2 separate regions of the Mus musculus genome follow, and region 1 is linked to region 2. A link is a loop called in an ENCODE intact Hi-C map of the cell type or tissue named here. Cell type or tissue: heart. All regions are shown on one strand.

What was found. A loop is a pair of places that touch in the nucleus more often than their neighbours do. Peaks named below come from ENCODE experiments on the same cell type or tissue, not always from the same donor. Only the 100,000 strongest peaks of a DNase experiment are listed, where the experiment ranks them.
Region 1: it touches region 2 in a loop (2.8-fold over the local background); 7 of 42 quality-filtered maps call a loop at or near these places.

Annotation. Positions count from the first base shown.
Region 1 is chr10:18,525,724-18,533,723 of GRCm38, forward strand. Nhsl1 (NHS-like 1) reads left to right here. Exons shown (of 7, transcript NM_173390.3): 5 at 1-1,319; 6 at 1,813-1,945; 7 at 5,545-8,000. The coding sequence ends at 6,250. Among named protein-coding and RNA genes, the nearest start is that of Hebp2, 16 kb to the right of the region's middle. In heart, CTCF peaks have their summits at 3,054 (motif pointing left) and 3,858 (motif pointing left); DNase peaks (open chromatin) are centred at 518 and 808; H3K27ac peaks cover 808 bases.
Region 2 is chr10:18,315,942-18,323,941 of GRCm38, forward strand. It overlaps a transcript of Nhsl1 not described here. Among named protein-coding and RNA genes, the nearest start is that of Ccdc28a, 85 kb to the left of the region's middle. In heart, CTCF peaks have their summits at 2,611 and 3,408 (motif pointing left); DNase peaks (open chromatin) are centred at 2,700 and 3,330; H3K4me3 peaks cover 2,661 bases; H3K27ac peaks cover 1,743 bases.

The DNA of each region.
Region 1 (8,000 bases), 210 kb after region 2:
AAATGGAAAGGGGAAGGCCAAGCCCAAGGTACCAGAAAGAAAATCGTCTCTGATCTCTTCTATGTCCATCTCATCATCGTCCACTTCTCTCTCTTCTAATACTTCTACCGAAGGAAGTGGGACCATGAAGAAACTGGATACAACCCTGGCCTCGGCCCTTGCCCCTCCCCCTCCTCCTCTTCCCCCTCTGCCTTCTCCGTGTCTGGCAGACAAGTCCCCTTTTCTTCCACCACCTCCTCCTCTAGCAGATTGCTCCGAGGGCTCTCCTCTGCCGCCCTCTCCCATGTTCCCCCCTCCACCACCAGAAGCCCTTGTTCCCTTCTGCTCCCCCACCGACGGGTGCCTTTCTCCTTCTCCCACAGCAGTTAGCCCCTCTCTTCCAAGATCCTTGCCTCCTGTGCCAGCACCTCCACCTTTCTTGCCCTCATCAGAACCCCCGCCCGCTCCGCCTCTGGACCCCAAACTCATGAAAGAAAACAGGCCCTTTTTCAAAAACTCTAGCCAGTCCGAATCCTCTAGGGAGGCCCTCAGGCGGCCTGCCAACAAGGAGGAGGGCTGCCGACCCCCCATGCCCCTGATCACCACAGAAGCTTTGCAGATGGTGCAGTTGAGGCCAGTGAGGAAGAACTCAGGTGCCGGGGCAGTCCTGTTTTCTGAACCATCAGCTCAGGAACAACGAACTCCGACTGCTCCACAGTATCACTTAAAGCCATCTGCTTTCCTCAAATCCCGAAATAGCATAAATGAAATGGAGAGTGAAAGCCAGGCTGCCTCTGTGACGAGCTCGCTTCCGATGCCTGCCAAGAGCCAGAGTCAGGGTGACCATGACAGTGCAGTAGAGCGTGGCGGCCTTCCGAGCTGCAGCGATGGAGCTCCAGGCCCGGGTCCCAGCCTCAGGACCACTCTGCTCCCAGACTCTTCACCCAGCAGGAAGCCACCCCCCATCTCTAAGAAGCCCAAACTGTTCCTGGTGGTACCACCTCCGCAGAGAGATTTCACAGCGGAGCCCACAGAGAACGGGAGCGAAGCTTTCCCAGGCGTGCCCAGCCCTACCAGGGCAGAGGGGGAAGCTGTGCGGAGCCAAGAGGAGAAATCCAGCCCAGCATCCCGAGCTGGCTCTCATGCTACGGCCCCCACCCCCGGCAGTCCGGCTCTAGAACCGGGAACTGCAGGGTCCTTATCCTCTAGCATTGTGGAAGCCAATGTCCCCATGGTCCAACCTAATACATCACCGGGCCCCACACAGGAAGAGTCAGGCGAGAACAGTGTGGATGGTGAGAGAAATGCGAAGAGCTGCCTGTCTCAACAGGGCAGAGAAGGTAAGGCCGGCTGCTTTCTACTGCACTCTTCTGATCTTCTGGAGATGAGCCAAATAGGGCTACTGAGCTCTTTTGCAACCAGGTGAAGCAGCCTAGACTTCGGCAAAAGCCGGCAGTGTGTGGGCTTCTTACACCTCATTACCCAAGCTGCTTTGTGAGCATTTTAAAAACTAAGAGAAGAGAGGGAAAGAGAGGGGTGGGGGTGGAGGTGCTGGGAGGTCTGAGGCAGGCTGGGTATTCAGTAGCAGGAGAAACGCTCTTAAACAAATTTAAGAGCAATTTAGTCCAAAGTCTGTAGCAGGAAATAGCCCTGGCTGTCAGGCTAGCGAGTATCATTTCTACCTCAGGAAGAACTCAAACTACAGAGCCACGGGGCTTCGCCATGGTTCTCACACTGTCGGAAATGGCAGCAAAGTGGCATATTTCAGAGCCGGGCAAGGGACTGAAGTGCTAGTCACAGCGTCTAATGTTTGCCTGCCTTTCTTCTCTCTAGCTGGCTTGCTGGAACCCAACACAGCTGCTTCCTCTTCAGACCCCGTGGATGTATCTAAGGAAGAGGGAAGCGATGAGGTGCTGACTCCGACTAAACCCAGGACAACAGAAGACCTGTTTGCAGCCATTCACAGGTATCCCAAACTTTTGTCATATTTTAATATACTTTATAATTTCTTCTTTCTGGACGGGCTCCTCTGTTTGCATGAGGTTTTGTCTGTTGGCTAGCCACGGTTCGTTTAACAGTACTCAGTTTAAAGTGTCGTTCTTATACATTAATTACTTTTTAAAGTTTGATTTCTGTTTTACTTTGTTCCATTGATTCTGTGCTGACATCGAGGGCAGAATGTGATACCTTCTGGTAGACGCAGCTGTGGCTGGCAAGGCACCTAGTGTGCCAGTCATGTGACTGAGTGTTTACAAGATTTGGAACCGGTCTGGGGTGAGGAATGCTGAGTTCTGTGACTTACTGTACATAGACTAGCTCTACAGAGCCACCTTCCTAAGGGTGCTTCAGTTGATTTATTTATTGTTACTTTTTTGTTGTCTGTTTAGAAAAGCCATGATTTCATAGTGCTTTTTGTTGCCTCCTTCAAGACTTTGTTTCCTTTCTGTTTCTTGTCCCCCGACTCTTCTCAGATCTACTCCTATCCAACTTTATGCTTGCGCTCTCTCTCTCTCTGTCTCTCTGTCTCTCTCTGTCTCTCTCTCTCAAATGAAAATTAAAAGCCACTAGAAACCATGGAATACAATCTGTGTTGGCCGGCTCACCTAGCTGCTTCCCTGGAAAGTGATTTGAAATACCCAGTAGCACTCCCTTGAAAAAAACTGACTTTTCCTCTCCCAGTAGTTATCATTTGTGAGTAGCTTCTTGCTGAGGGCTGGGACTCTGCCCTCACTTTGCTCCTTTCTGCTGGGATTTTATCTAGCTTGCGCTTATTCAGGTCTTTTATAGGCTGTGCGTTCATTCCTATGTCTATCCCACCATGTCCAGGAAAATGCTATTTCCCCTGAAGTTGGCTACCACCTCTGGCGTCTGGCTCTAACCGTCTTTTCACCCACTACTTCTATATCCCAGAGCTTTGCTGGTAAGGATGCAAGGCTGAGCCATCCAGTGTCTCCCAAGGAATAATTTTTCTTTGGCAGGAGGAAAAAAAAAAGCGGGGGTGGGGTGGGGTAGGGGAAAAATCTTTAAATTTGTTGCTGTATACCTCTAGCGCCATCTGCTGGCTTTAAAAAGACCAGTTACTTTGTCAAAGGGAACTGCTTGTTACCTGGTAACAACTGATGGTTGATTACCTTAGAGTTTAACTGATTTAGTAATTCAGCTTTGCTTATTACATTGCTTGGCCGTATCCAGATGAGTGCACCCCTACCCCACAGAGGCAATATAGTAGAAAATGATAAGATTCAGATGTGTGCAAGTACTTTAAGAACCAGTGTTGTGTAAGGGAACCCCTAGCTGCTTACAAATCCTTACTACCAGGCTTTCAGATAACGCCTGCGAATATTTCTCTGCCATTAAGACTTTGTTTTGACTCAAGTGACTGTCCTTCATTTCCCTTCTGAGACCACGTACTCTATAAATCATTGGATTCCCTGAATAAGTAATCCATGTTAGCCAGCTCTCAAATTCTGGTGCGTCTGAGTTTAAGTGAAAAGGCCGTTGAGTGTGGTAGAAGAAACCCCCATCCTCACCTAACTATGTGCAACACAGGAACATCTAATGTGGGGCAAACCACGCTGGAATGGGCGTTAGACATTGAGTTGACAGACAATGGTGTGCAGGTTTCTCTCCTCTTGGCTTTGTTTGACCTGTTGCCTGCAGTATTGGTCTAAAAGGCCCAAAAGTCCAAACCTGTTGCCTCACTGGTTTCTTTGATCTCATTAGAAACAGAAAGAGTGGGGCTGGAGAGATGGCTCAGTGGTTAGGAGCACTGACTGCTCTTCCAGAGGTTCTGAGTTCAATTCCCAGCAACCACGTGGTGTCTCACAACAGAGGGATCTGATGCCCTCTTCTGGTGTGTCTAAAGACAGCTACAGTGCACTCATATAAGATAAATAAATAGACAGATCGATAGATAGATAGATAAATAAATATCTTTAAAAAAAGAAAAAGAGAGCTAGCTATCTGGTTCTTTCTTAAAACAAGGAAGTGAGAAATGGGTCTTTTGAAAACAAGCAAATAAAGTCACATTGTAGAGATTTACACCGATGTTCCTAACTGTAGCTGTGCTGGACACATTATAAACACTCAATAAATAGTTTCTGAATTAAATGAAACTAATTGGAACTTAACTGTCCTGAAATTCTTTTGAGACTTTAATGTCTTTCATTTAGCATGGAATGCACCAAGTTTCTAAATATACAGGAATCTGTATTTATAATCACAAGCCACAGAGAAGTGTGTTGCCAAGTTGCTGTGTGTACTAAATACTCTGTTGTAAGGGAACCCAACTGTTGCAAAGCCATGGTTACTGCAAATTTTTGTCTAAAAATACACCAAAGGGCTCTTCTATATTTTATTTTGGCAACCTTCAGAAGGCATTAAAGAATGTGTGGTTTCTGCTAGAGAGACAATGCCATCTCTTACAGATACAGAAATCATTCAGTCTATTACTCTCTGTACACATGGGAAAATTAGAGGCCAAGTAGCCTTAGGAATGGATTGAAAAGAAAAAGCTCAGATACATGCTAATTTCTGTTGTGGCATCAATACTGACTTAGCAGATGTAATCAGAGTCCATCTGAATTCTGGATCCTTACCTGCAGCACTGGCACTCGTGATGTAAAATACAGACGATCCAAACTGAAGCGTAGCTTTCGGAGTTCTAAAATAATGCAAATTAATTCTCTTCAGATTTAAAGCCAGATGGAAAGTGTAGAACACCAGTTGAGGTGTGAAATTTTTATATTTATTGAAGTGATTAGACTTTAAGCCATTGTTAACTATTTAAATGCCATCTTTAGAAACACACACACATACACAGAGAGAGAGAGAGAGAGACTACATGCAGAGATATCAGAAGTTCAAATTTAGTTTATTTTGTAAGCAGCAACTGCCCCCTGAGAATACCAGTTTTGTTTTCCTTTTGTTTTGTGTGTATGTTTTTTTAACTTGCCATTTCTTTTAGTTCTTTTTTTTTAAGATTTATTAATTTATTATATGTAAGTACACTGTAGCTGTCTTCAGAAAATCCAGAAGAGAGTGTCTGATCTCGTTATGGATGGTTGTGAGCCACCATGTAGTTGCTGGGATTTGAACTCAGGACCTTCAGAAGAGCAGTTGGTGCTCTTAACTACTGAGCTATCTCTTCAACCCCCTCTTTTAGTTCTATATCTACAATTAAATGCCCTAAATGTTACAGAGCATCGCTGTGCCTTTTTGTGCCTGAGCACAATCAAAACATTTTACCACAGGCTTGTGGTCCTTGGCTGAAATACCTAAAAGACCGAGAGGAGCAGAGTTGCTCTGGAAGGTAGTCATTCATTTCTCTTGTTGAACTTTGAGTAGGACAGTTGAAGAAAAATACTTTTGGCCACATTCTGCTGTCATGGGGAATCTAGTGCTCTGTCTTTAGAAGTAAATAATATCAGAGAAGCTCTTGGGCTCGTCTTTAATGATGGTGTGTGTGTGTGTGTGTGTGTGTGTGTGTGTTCAGGAAGTGGTCACAGGAAGATGACAGCAAGGTTGCCAAGGACTGACTGTTATTTTAATTTTGTTTTATTTCAGATCTAAAAGGAAAGTCCTTGGCCGGAAAGACTCAGAAGACGATCACACTCGAAATCACTCTCCCTCCCCGCCTGTGACACCCACGAGTGCTGCCCCTAACCTGGCCTCTCCAAAGCAAGTAGGGTCTATCCAGAGAAGCATAAAAAAGAGCACTACCAGCAGTGACAACTTCAAAGCTCTGCTGCTAAAGAAGGGGAGTCGCTCGGACACCAGCGCTCGCATGTCAGCGGCTGAGATGCTCAAGTCTACGGACCCTCGCTTCCAGAGATCTAGGTCGGAGCCTTCGGCAGACAGCCCGGACAGCCCATCCAGCTGCTCCCCCAACAAGAACAGGAGAGCTCAGGAAGAGTGGGCCAAGAACGAAGGCCTGATGCCTCGGAGTCTGTCCTTTTCGGGCCCTCGGTACAGCCGCAGCAGGACGCCACCCTCTGCGGCCAGCAGCAGGTACAGCATGCGGAACCGCATCCAGAGCAGCCCCATGACCGTCATCTCCGAGGGAGAGGGAGAACCTGCTGAGCCAGCGGACAACAAAGCACGCAGGGCCCTGGATGCTACCAGGGTGTGCTCTCTGGACAGACTGACGGGTCAGGAGATGGACCAGGCCAGCCTCCTCTGTAGCGAGGAGCCTGCCTCTGTGGATGGGATAGGAAGGGCTGAGGGCAACGGTCCCTCGGAGCAGTGTGGGGGTACGGAACAGAAGAGTTAGTATCAGAGCCTGCCTCTCATGAGTGAGGCAGGAAGGTGAGCTGTGCATCACTCTAGGAAGTCTCTGTGGCCTTTTCCTGGCTTGTGGGGACCCCACTCAGCATTGGTGTTGGGGAGGTCTCGGCCTTTCGGGTCTCTTAGGACTCACTCGCCGTGTGGCTTAAAAGCAAGTAGAAGCTTCAACTTCTGAAAGTGCTTCCTGGGGAAGATGGTTTGCTTTTGTTGTTTTGTTTTGTTTTTCCCAAAATGCTGGGTGTGTGTATATGTGTGAATTTTGAGTACTTCATTCTAACAAATACACACACTAACGTTACGTATAGAAATAGGAGAAAAGGTCAGAGTTCAGGTAGGGTAATGGAGTCCACTAGACCAGGGTGATAAGTGGTTTCAGCGCATTACGGGTGTGGGAATGTGTAAGTTCACGAAGAGACTGGAAGCCGTTAGTGGGCTGGTTCTAAGTATAGAACATGTCTGTGTGTGCACTTACTCAAGACACACGGGAAACCAGGAAGGGGCTGGGAAGTGGCTAAGCAACTCATTGGTTCAGGTACTTTAGGGGGCGGGGAGGCCTTGGTGCAGCTGCCGCCTCCTCCTCCTCCCCCTCCTCCTCCGCTTGTAAAAATTACACAAATGGAAGTGGCAAGGCTGTGTCCTGTGCCTACTGCATACATTTCTAGCCTTGGTGTCAGAAGCATGGGTGGGTTTTTAGTTTGTTGGCTTTTTTTTTTTTTTTAAATGAATTCCTTCCTGGAGTTGTTAATGAAGAATGAAGGAAGAGAGGCATCGTGAGAGAAGGGTAGGGGAGTGATTAATACTGCTGGATTTGTTTCCTGCTTATTAAATAAAATATTTTCACAATTAAATCAGAAAACATGCACTGTAGAATTATAGGTGAAGCTTTTCTTTTAAAGAGTCGTTTTGTTTTACAATCAGAGTTTTAACTTCCATGTGACAGTTTGTCACTTGAAATGTGACACCTGGCATTTTCTAACTTTTGGCTATACCAAAGAAAAATAATATGGCTATTTTTCACCCCTGAACTGCTTACAGCATCTTGTTTTAATTTAGAAGGGTTTACCAAAATCTATTATATATTATCTCCCTTTGAAGAAAACGGTGACTCTAGTCAGTGACAGAAATTGCTGAAAATCGGTAGGGCATGGCTATGAACTAGCCCTGGGAAATGAGTTTTTAGATTAAAAAGATTTTTTTTTCTTTTGCACAGCCTGGTTTGTATGATTTTATATTTGTTTATGAGTTGAGTTGCTGAGTCCCTTCGAGGCTCCTCCCATCAGAATTGCAAATGTGCTTTAGAACCGGGATTAGAGTGTACAACCGTATTTATTTTAATATCACCTCCTTGGGCTCCTTGCCCACTCCCAGGTTCCGTGTATCCAGCCGAAGCGCACGCTACCTTAGTCTCCCAGTGGCTACACTGACCTTCTAAAGCTGCTGGCAGTGGCCATTGACAATGTGTGACAGTGTCTGGAAGTCAAGCCACACAAGCCAAAGCATCCAAGACTTCTTCCACAGAACCTTTGATAGCCATTTCAGATACATCTCTGAGGAGAGAATCTAGCAAACAAAGCACGCCTCACAGCCGCAAATGATGACCTGACATGTGGCCTCAGAGATTTGTTTTTTTTTTTTTCCTAAATCCGCTGTGTCACTTTTCAACTGTGTGGGCACACAGATCATCTCCTGTAAATCTTAGGCCATGTTGACATTTGAATACCTAAAAAAGATTAGAA
Region 2 (8,000 bases):
CACTTACACAGTGGCACACCCAGGCCTAAGTAATTCACTAAAAGAATTAAAATACCAATGTGGCATTCAGGCCCTGAGTTCACATTCAATCATTGATAAAAGGTGTGGGAGCTAGGTTCTAGTTCAGTGTTAGAAAATTTGCTTAGCATGATGGATGCCCTGGGTTTGATACTTAGCATGAAAAAAAAGAGTTGAGCTTGCTCCAGCTTTATTACAAAAGATATCACAAAAATATCTTTGCCCTCCTATTAATTTATGTGGGAGCACAGTTGGACTGTATTTTCAAATCATGGTACAAGACAACATGTTTAATTAAACTAAATAACAATGATTAATTTAGTTTCAGTGGAATTTAGAAAGTAAATGTTATATATAAGGGATTTGAAAAAAATAAAGATCTGTTACAACATAGTGACGATAGTCTTCCAATTTTCCAATTAAGAGAAGTGAGGCTAGAGATTTGGGTCATCGATAGAGCTCTGAAAAGCTCTGGGTTCAGTCCTAAGTACCACAGAGACAAAAGACAAAAAACAAAACAAAACAAAACAACAACAAAACCAACCAACCAAAACAAACAAAAAAATCAGAGCAAAACCCTAAACAGTCTTTCTCCAACCCCCCCCCCCCCCCCAGATAAACAAGTGGCCAATAAGCAAATGAAAAGATATCACTAGCTCTCAGGGAAATGCAAATCAAGACACAGCTGAAAGAATGGCTGTACTAATAAGAGATAATTACAAGTGTTAGTGAAGAGGTGGAACCTACCCTGGTAGTGCTGGTGGGAATGCAAAATGGTGCCACCGTCTGGAAACACAGCCGATAATTTCCCTAAGGCTAGACAGAGTTCCTATATGACCCTGAATTCTATTCCCAGGTTTGTATACCTGACAATGCATGCCCACACCAAAGCCTGGATATAACAGTCAATAAGCAGAAACCAAAGGCGTGAGATGTCTAGAATAAGCCAGTCTGTAAAAACCACAGAACTAAGTTGCATGTGACTAGTATGGGGTTGGTGTATAAAGAAAGCTGTGAGAAGTGACTAAACGTTTCAAATAGACGGTGGTATGGCGTTTGCTTGACCTTCAAAATACTAGAAAGCATGGACTAGTTCACTATAAGCAGGGATATCATGCTGGATAGATTTTTCATATTGTTTTGGAGCAGTCTCTCTGTACAGCTCAGTGGCCACTGGCCTGGAGGAATTCCTGATGCTTTTGTCTGATTACAGGTGTGTGCCACTGGTAGGTTGGCTTACATGGAAGTTTCAAGTGCTACTCATGGTCTCATGACGTCAGGGAGGAACCTATGGCTACATCACCCTTTCACTTCAGGACATTTCTTGAGGAAACAAACACTTTATACTGTTTATATGGTGCTTGATAAACGACAAGGTTTAAAAACAGCACTTGTTTCCTTTGCTTACCACCCTGCAAGGTGGTCCTACTAGGTGATCTGAGATCATTAATGTCATCTATTGTAAAACACCACCATCAACAGGACAAGCTGATGTAAAACAGGGGAAGACGGAAAAAGTTTGTCTACTAAGTTTTTTGTTTTTGTTTTGTTTTGTTTTGTTTTGTTTTTTTAAGACAGGGTTTTCTTTGTAGCTCTGGCTGTCTTGGAACTCATTCTATAGACCAGACTGGCTCGACCTTAGCCTCTCTCTGCTTCCTGAGAGCTGGCATTAAAGCCTGAGTCTCACTCCTTCCCACCTCATGAGTTTACTAGTTTCGTGCTTGCTTTGTTCCTGTCCGGCAGAGAGGCGAGCTAGCACCACTTTGGAGACTGATCCTAAGGTCAGAAAGCGGTACTGAAATGTGGGTCAACTTCACTATAGAAACCAAAGACGATGCTTTCTGAGCAAACACAGCAACGCGGCCAATGGGATTTTTAGCTTCGGGATATTGGACTCAGTCTCCTTAAATTCTTCTTAGCAGAAGGTTTGAGTTAGCTGGGTGTCTCGTGACTATGATCTTAAGGGCGTTTAGTTAAAACATTTTCCAGGCCCCGGATTTGGGGTTCTAGGTTCTGGTAACCTAACTCAACGGTTGAGGGATGGATGAAACAGGCAACTGTCTCTGAACTGTTCGCACCTGAGGAGCAGGAAAGCACTAAGGAGACACTAAGAAAAACTCTTGAAGCACTATGGTCACTATGGTTTTCGGAGGGTTTTTTGTTTGTTTGTTTGTTTGTTTTTGTTCCTCTGGACTCCCAGTTGACTACAGAACTCTTGGTCAGCGGGTGACTTATTGAGGTCTTCCACGAGGTCCACAAAAGCGTCCCAGAAGTCTTGAGAGCTTTGCAGGAGAGAGACCAGGGGGGCTCAGACGAGCCGCCCAGCGTTTCCAGGGAGGCAGGACGGAGCCTCAGCCGCCACCGCAGCAGCGCAGGTGAGCTGCCGAGTTCTTGGTTGGCCCCGCAGTCCGGCGCCTCTGCGACGCCCGCGCAGCGCCCCACTCGGGCCTGGGGTGCGGGCGGCGACTGGGCCCCGGCGCCCGGGGGCTCGGCTGGGGGCGTGGGCGGCGACCCGGAGCTCCGGGACTGCGCGGCCGCCCCAGCAGGGTGCGCTGGGGCGCCGGGCGGCCAACGGCCTGGGCGCAGGGCGCGGCGGGCGCGGGAGCCGCAGGTGGTTCCCAGCCGGCCTTTCTCCTCCCCCTTCCCTTTCTCCGGCCGCCCTCCCTCGCGCCCGTGGCGGCGGCACTTCCCCCGCTTCCTCCTCCCTCTCCAATCCAGAGGGAGGGAAGGAGCCGAGGCGCTTTCCTGCCTGCAAACTTCAGCGGGGCCCGCCGCGGCCGCCCGGGAGCTGCTCCGGGAACTTTCTCGGCCGCGCTGCTCCAGAGCCCCGGAGGAGGCAAGCAGCCGCGCGGCACCGGGTTAGGGTCTCCGCGCGGTCCCTGCGCCTCCTCGCCGCCCGGCCTCGTCCCCGCGGCAGCTGCCCCGGGACCCTCCTTTGTGTTGGATGCGGACCCGCGCCCATCGTCCCCGGGGCCCGGCGTGAACTCCGTGATCGCCGGTCCGCCGGCACCCCGCGTGCCCAGCCATGCCCTTCCACCAACGAAGCGTAGAGCCCGCACGGCTGCGCCGGCCCGACGAGGCGGCACTGGCTCGGGCTGGGGACCCGCCGCTCTTCCGCTCGCTGGAGCAGGTCAGCTCGCACACCCTGGTCTGCCTGCTCGCCCAGCTGGCCGACCTGTCGCGCTGCGCTGGGGACATTTTCGGGGAGCTCGAGGGCCAGGCGGCTGCGCTGGGTCACCGCACCGCCGAGTTGCACCGTCGCCTGGACGCCCTGCACGCCGCCGCCGCGCGTCTGGACCACCGGCGAGTGAAAATCCGTGAGTGGCTGGTGGCCCCGGGGAGGGCACCGCGGCACAGAGGCGCTCGGCCAGCTGCTGCCTCCCGCCCCCTGGCGGCCCAGGCTCAGCTTTCTGACCTCCTCGGGAGCCCACGGGTGTCGGTGGCTCGGGTGGGGAGGCAGTCCAGGTAGCAATATACGTGTGATGAGCCCCGATTCTGGCCTCCAAAAAACTGACTTGGAGTGGGCGCAGAGTGTGGCTTTTGGGAGTGCCATTCCTCTGCTCTGTCAGTGGGAAACTGACGAGCAGCAACAGCTATGGCACAAGTGATGGTGTCCTGTCGAAGTCATTACTATTGCTATGTGCTAAAACACACAGCTTTTAAGCGGTGGACACCTCACACTTGAGGATCAGTTTGTGGACAATCTCTGGGGACCAAGCGAGGATTGCAGCAGCTTGTCACAGCTGCGCAACACCCCACCCCCCGCGCCCCCCGCAGGTATTGTACCTGTGGCATTACCTTCCAAAGAAAGCACACAAACTTGAGGTTTTTACTTTTAGCCTTGAATTTTGTTTCCTTTTCCAGAGTGGCCACTGGTTCTTTGTTATTCAGAGGACCTTGACCTTGAGCTGGGACTCTGTCTTTGGCCCTCTTCAACCCCCCAGATTAAGTCTATGTCTTGACATTGTAATCTCCAAGTGCCCATCTCTTTTCAGCAGCTTTAACTGGCTCTGATGAATGAAGGGACTGGAATTTCCTGCTGGCCTAAACTAAGAAACTTTCAGTGTGATGCCTGGGTGGTTTCTCCCTTTCCAGTAGGTGAACTTGTTCATGCTACTTAGTGCAAAGAGTAAATTGGGGATGGCTGATGGATTGCCGGGTGGGAGGGGAGATACTGGTATAACAGCCCACGCCTAGGTTTCAGCAGCTCTGCATGAAAAATGGCCCGACTTAGAATCACTTCATACGTGTGTAATCCGGAGTAGCTTGTTTTCCAGCTTGAAAACCCAAGTCACGTTTAACCATCTCGAAGCTTAGGAGTTCGAATTTTCACAAATTTGAATCTACTACTTACATATGCCGCTGTAATGTGTTTCCTAAGTTGTGCATTTCTGGTTATGCTAAAACACACAGCTTTTAAGTGGTGGACAGCTTTCAACCCAGGAGAGTGGGAGGGGATGAGAAGGGGCGTGGAGTCAAAATGACCTAATAATTTGTACGGAACATAATCAGAATCTATTTAGTTCATGTGAACGATGACCTCATGCATAGGATGTGCTGTCCTAGGGGACCTTCACTGTAAACCTGGCAGTCCTGTTTGTTTCTGTGCCTTTTTGTGTTGGGTGTGTGCACCTGGGTGAGTGAGACTGTCATCCCTGACGTGCAGTGTGGTGAGGCCGCTCTAACTACTGGGTGAAGAACTCTAAGGGAAGTAAACAAAACAAAACAAAGAGAACACATTCTAGTTACATGGAATGGAGTGTTGCCCCATTCTGTAATTGCAGAACAAGGCCAATTACAATTTTAAGATAACCTGTAGAAAAATAAACAATATTCCTTGATGTTAAAACTCTTTCCTTGCTGGCTGGAGAGATGGCTCAGAGGTTAAGGACACTAGCTGCTCTCTTCTAGAGGGCCCTGGTTCAATTCCCAGCATCACCATTGCAGATCATGGCTCCCTGTAAGTCCAGTTGCTAGGGGATCCAACACCCCATACAGACATACACACAGGCAAAACACCAGCACATAAAGTAAAAATAAACTGAGGAAAGAGACCGCTTATTTTGCTAGTTTTGCTTTGCATTTGAATATATTTCCTCCTCTACCTCCTCCTTTTAGATGGAGACTCATATAGTCATGACTGGTCTTGAACTTGCTATATAGCTAAGGTGGGCCTTGAACTCCATATCATCTTGCCTCCAACTTCCAAGTGCTGCTACATGCAAATGACATCACCTCCTGCTCACTTTCCTTTCTTTGAATATGTGTATTCCAATAAACAATACTGCCCAGCAGCTCCCTGAATTCTCTCTAAAGTTGTTTTTGAAGCGACTGAAATAATTCTCTTCAAAGTTTTCACAGGCATGTCATTTCAAGTGGCTTTAATTTTATACCAGTAATCCTGGTTCATCATTTTCATATAATCATGAAAGCTTTTATCAAAAGTAATTATGCCTAGATCATAGGTGTGCATACAGAGAAAAAGATGAGTTATTAAACACATTATTAGGTTTGGTCCCATTTTTGCACGCAACTCTTTTTGTGTGCTAAGAGCCTATATATTCATATAATAAAAACCCTATATATTTATCCTATTTAGCATCTGCAGGATTCTTTTAAAGCAATGCCTTGTCTACCATAGTGGCTCATATCCACAGTCCCAGCATGTGGAAGGTGCCTAGCCTTGAACTCACAGTGCTAGGACTGAAGGTACCACTGTGCCTGACGTGTTGATCTTTTATAAGCAGGTCTTCAAAGTTACATCCTTCATTCATGAACCTTCGTATTGAGAATTGACTGTAAATTGACTAATTTCATGAACTCATAACCAGAGGAGTAGTCAAAGCCAAAAGACTTGAAGTGATTTGTCTAGGCTGAGGGCTGGCGCACAGACCTTTGATTGCCTCCCTTGCTGTCCATTGCTTATGTGTGTAGCTTCACTGTAGGAGTGTTTAGAGATAGGGATCGAAGTGTAGACACATGCTGGGAACTGTCAGAGGGCTGCCTGAGAACCTTAATTTCATCTCTCTGGTAAGATATACCTGTTAATGAGTCTCCAGCAGCACATGCACGAGAGGGGGCCAGGATCCAGTTCTTATTTCACTCATGACTGCCCATAACCACCACATGTAAGGTTGCACCACACGTACCGGTGGTAACCTGAAAAACAACACTTAGTCCTGTGGGCCAGTCCTACTGGTTTCAAGGATCACGAGGAATATTTCTTCAGGCTTGCCATCTTCCAAATATCATAGGTGGGGGGAGTCCTACAAAACCTGTCTTAAGTTAGCAAAAACACGTCCCTGTTTATCCATGTCTTGTGAGGACTCTGAGGCTATACCTGATGATCCCATGTTGTGGAAAGTGGTCCAGGATGGACTTTGTGATGGTTATTCTTGGTTGTCACTTTGACTACATCTGGAATTAACTTAAACTCAAGCTTCTGGGTACACCTGTGAAAGGTTTTTTTTGGTGGGAAGATCCACCTTTAATCTGGGCCACACTGTCTCGCGGCAGCCTATATAAAGGATGTGGAAGAAGGAAGCTCGTACTCTTGCCTGCTTGCGCTCACTCTTGCTGGCATGGCACGTTTCTTCACTGGCATTAAAGCCTACTTCTTTGGGATTCCAGTGTATACTGAAGACCAGCAGAGACATCTAGTCTCATGGACTGAACAACTACTGGATTCCTGGATTTTCTGTTGCTACACAGCTATTGTTGGAATAGCTGGAACACAGACTACAGGCCTCTCTAATAAATCATATATATGTGTGTGTATATATATATATATGTATATATATATATGTAGTCATGTATACACATATATGAAACACACACACGCATCCAGTAGTTGTTCAGTCCACAAGGCTGGATGTCTCAGCGGGTATCATATATATATGTATCTCTGTGTGTGTGTATGTATGTATGTATGTATGTACATCGATTCTGTCACTTGTTTCTCTAAGAGCCCTGACTAAGTGTACTGATCTTAAGTGTACTGCATTTACAGCGACTGAATGTGACTCTTTGACACATGCTTTCCTCAGCCAGACTGCAAGCTACTTGAGGTTAGGGATGGCAGCACATCTGTTATTATAGAGCTCAGTACAGTGACTGGATATTATCACATGTATACTATAACATTGTGTGTGTGTGTGTGTGTGTGTGTGTGTGTGTGTGTGTGTGCGCATGCGCATATACACTCTCGGATGTGCACACACCATGACACATGGAAGTCAGAGGAAACTTACTGAAGTGTTTTCTCCTTCCCCCTTGTGGGATCCAGGGGTCAACTCAAGCTGTCAGGGTTGGTGGCAAGTGCCTTTATCCACTGAATCATCTCACCGGACCTGTTTCTGTGCAAGTAGAACTTGATTAATTTTGCTGCTGACTAAATAAGGCTACATTGAAAATTGTGACAAGGGGCAGAAGTGTGAATAGCTGTGTCTGGGCTCTGTTAACAAGCAAGAGCCTTCGCTCTGCAGAGACGGGCAGATTCTCACTGGCATGGCTATGTTTGGTTTTTAAGGTCTGTGGGCGTGCTCCCTCACCCTCAGTACTTGGGATCTGACTAGGGCATATTAGGAAATGCTCTAATTTTAAATCTGAAGGTTGTCTATGGCCTTGACTCACATTATGGCCCAGGCAGCCTTTGAACTCAGTATTTTGCTTCTACCTCCAAGTAGCTAGAACTATAGACCCGTGGCTTGGCCTTACAGCTAATTTTATTGAGACACAATTCCTAGATCCAGCCATTCTCAGTGTAGGGGCCAGTGACTTCTAGTGTATTCAGACATGAGAAACATGACCACAGCCTATTTGCATGGCCCCCCACATCCCGGGAGTCAGTCTCCCTTTCTTCTTGACCTTCCTACCTCCAGGTCACTGGGAGTCTCCTTTCTGCCTCTGTGGATTTAACTGTTCTGAACATTCCAGACAAGTGGACTCATGCCGGCTGTGGGCTTTGTACTTCCTTTACCAAG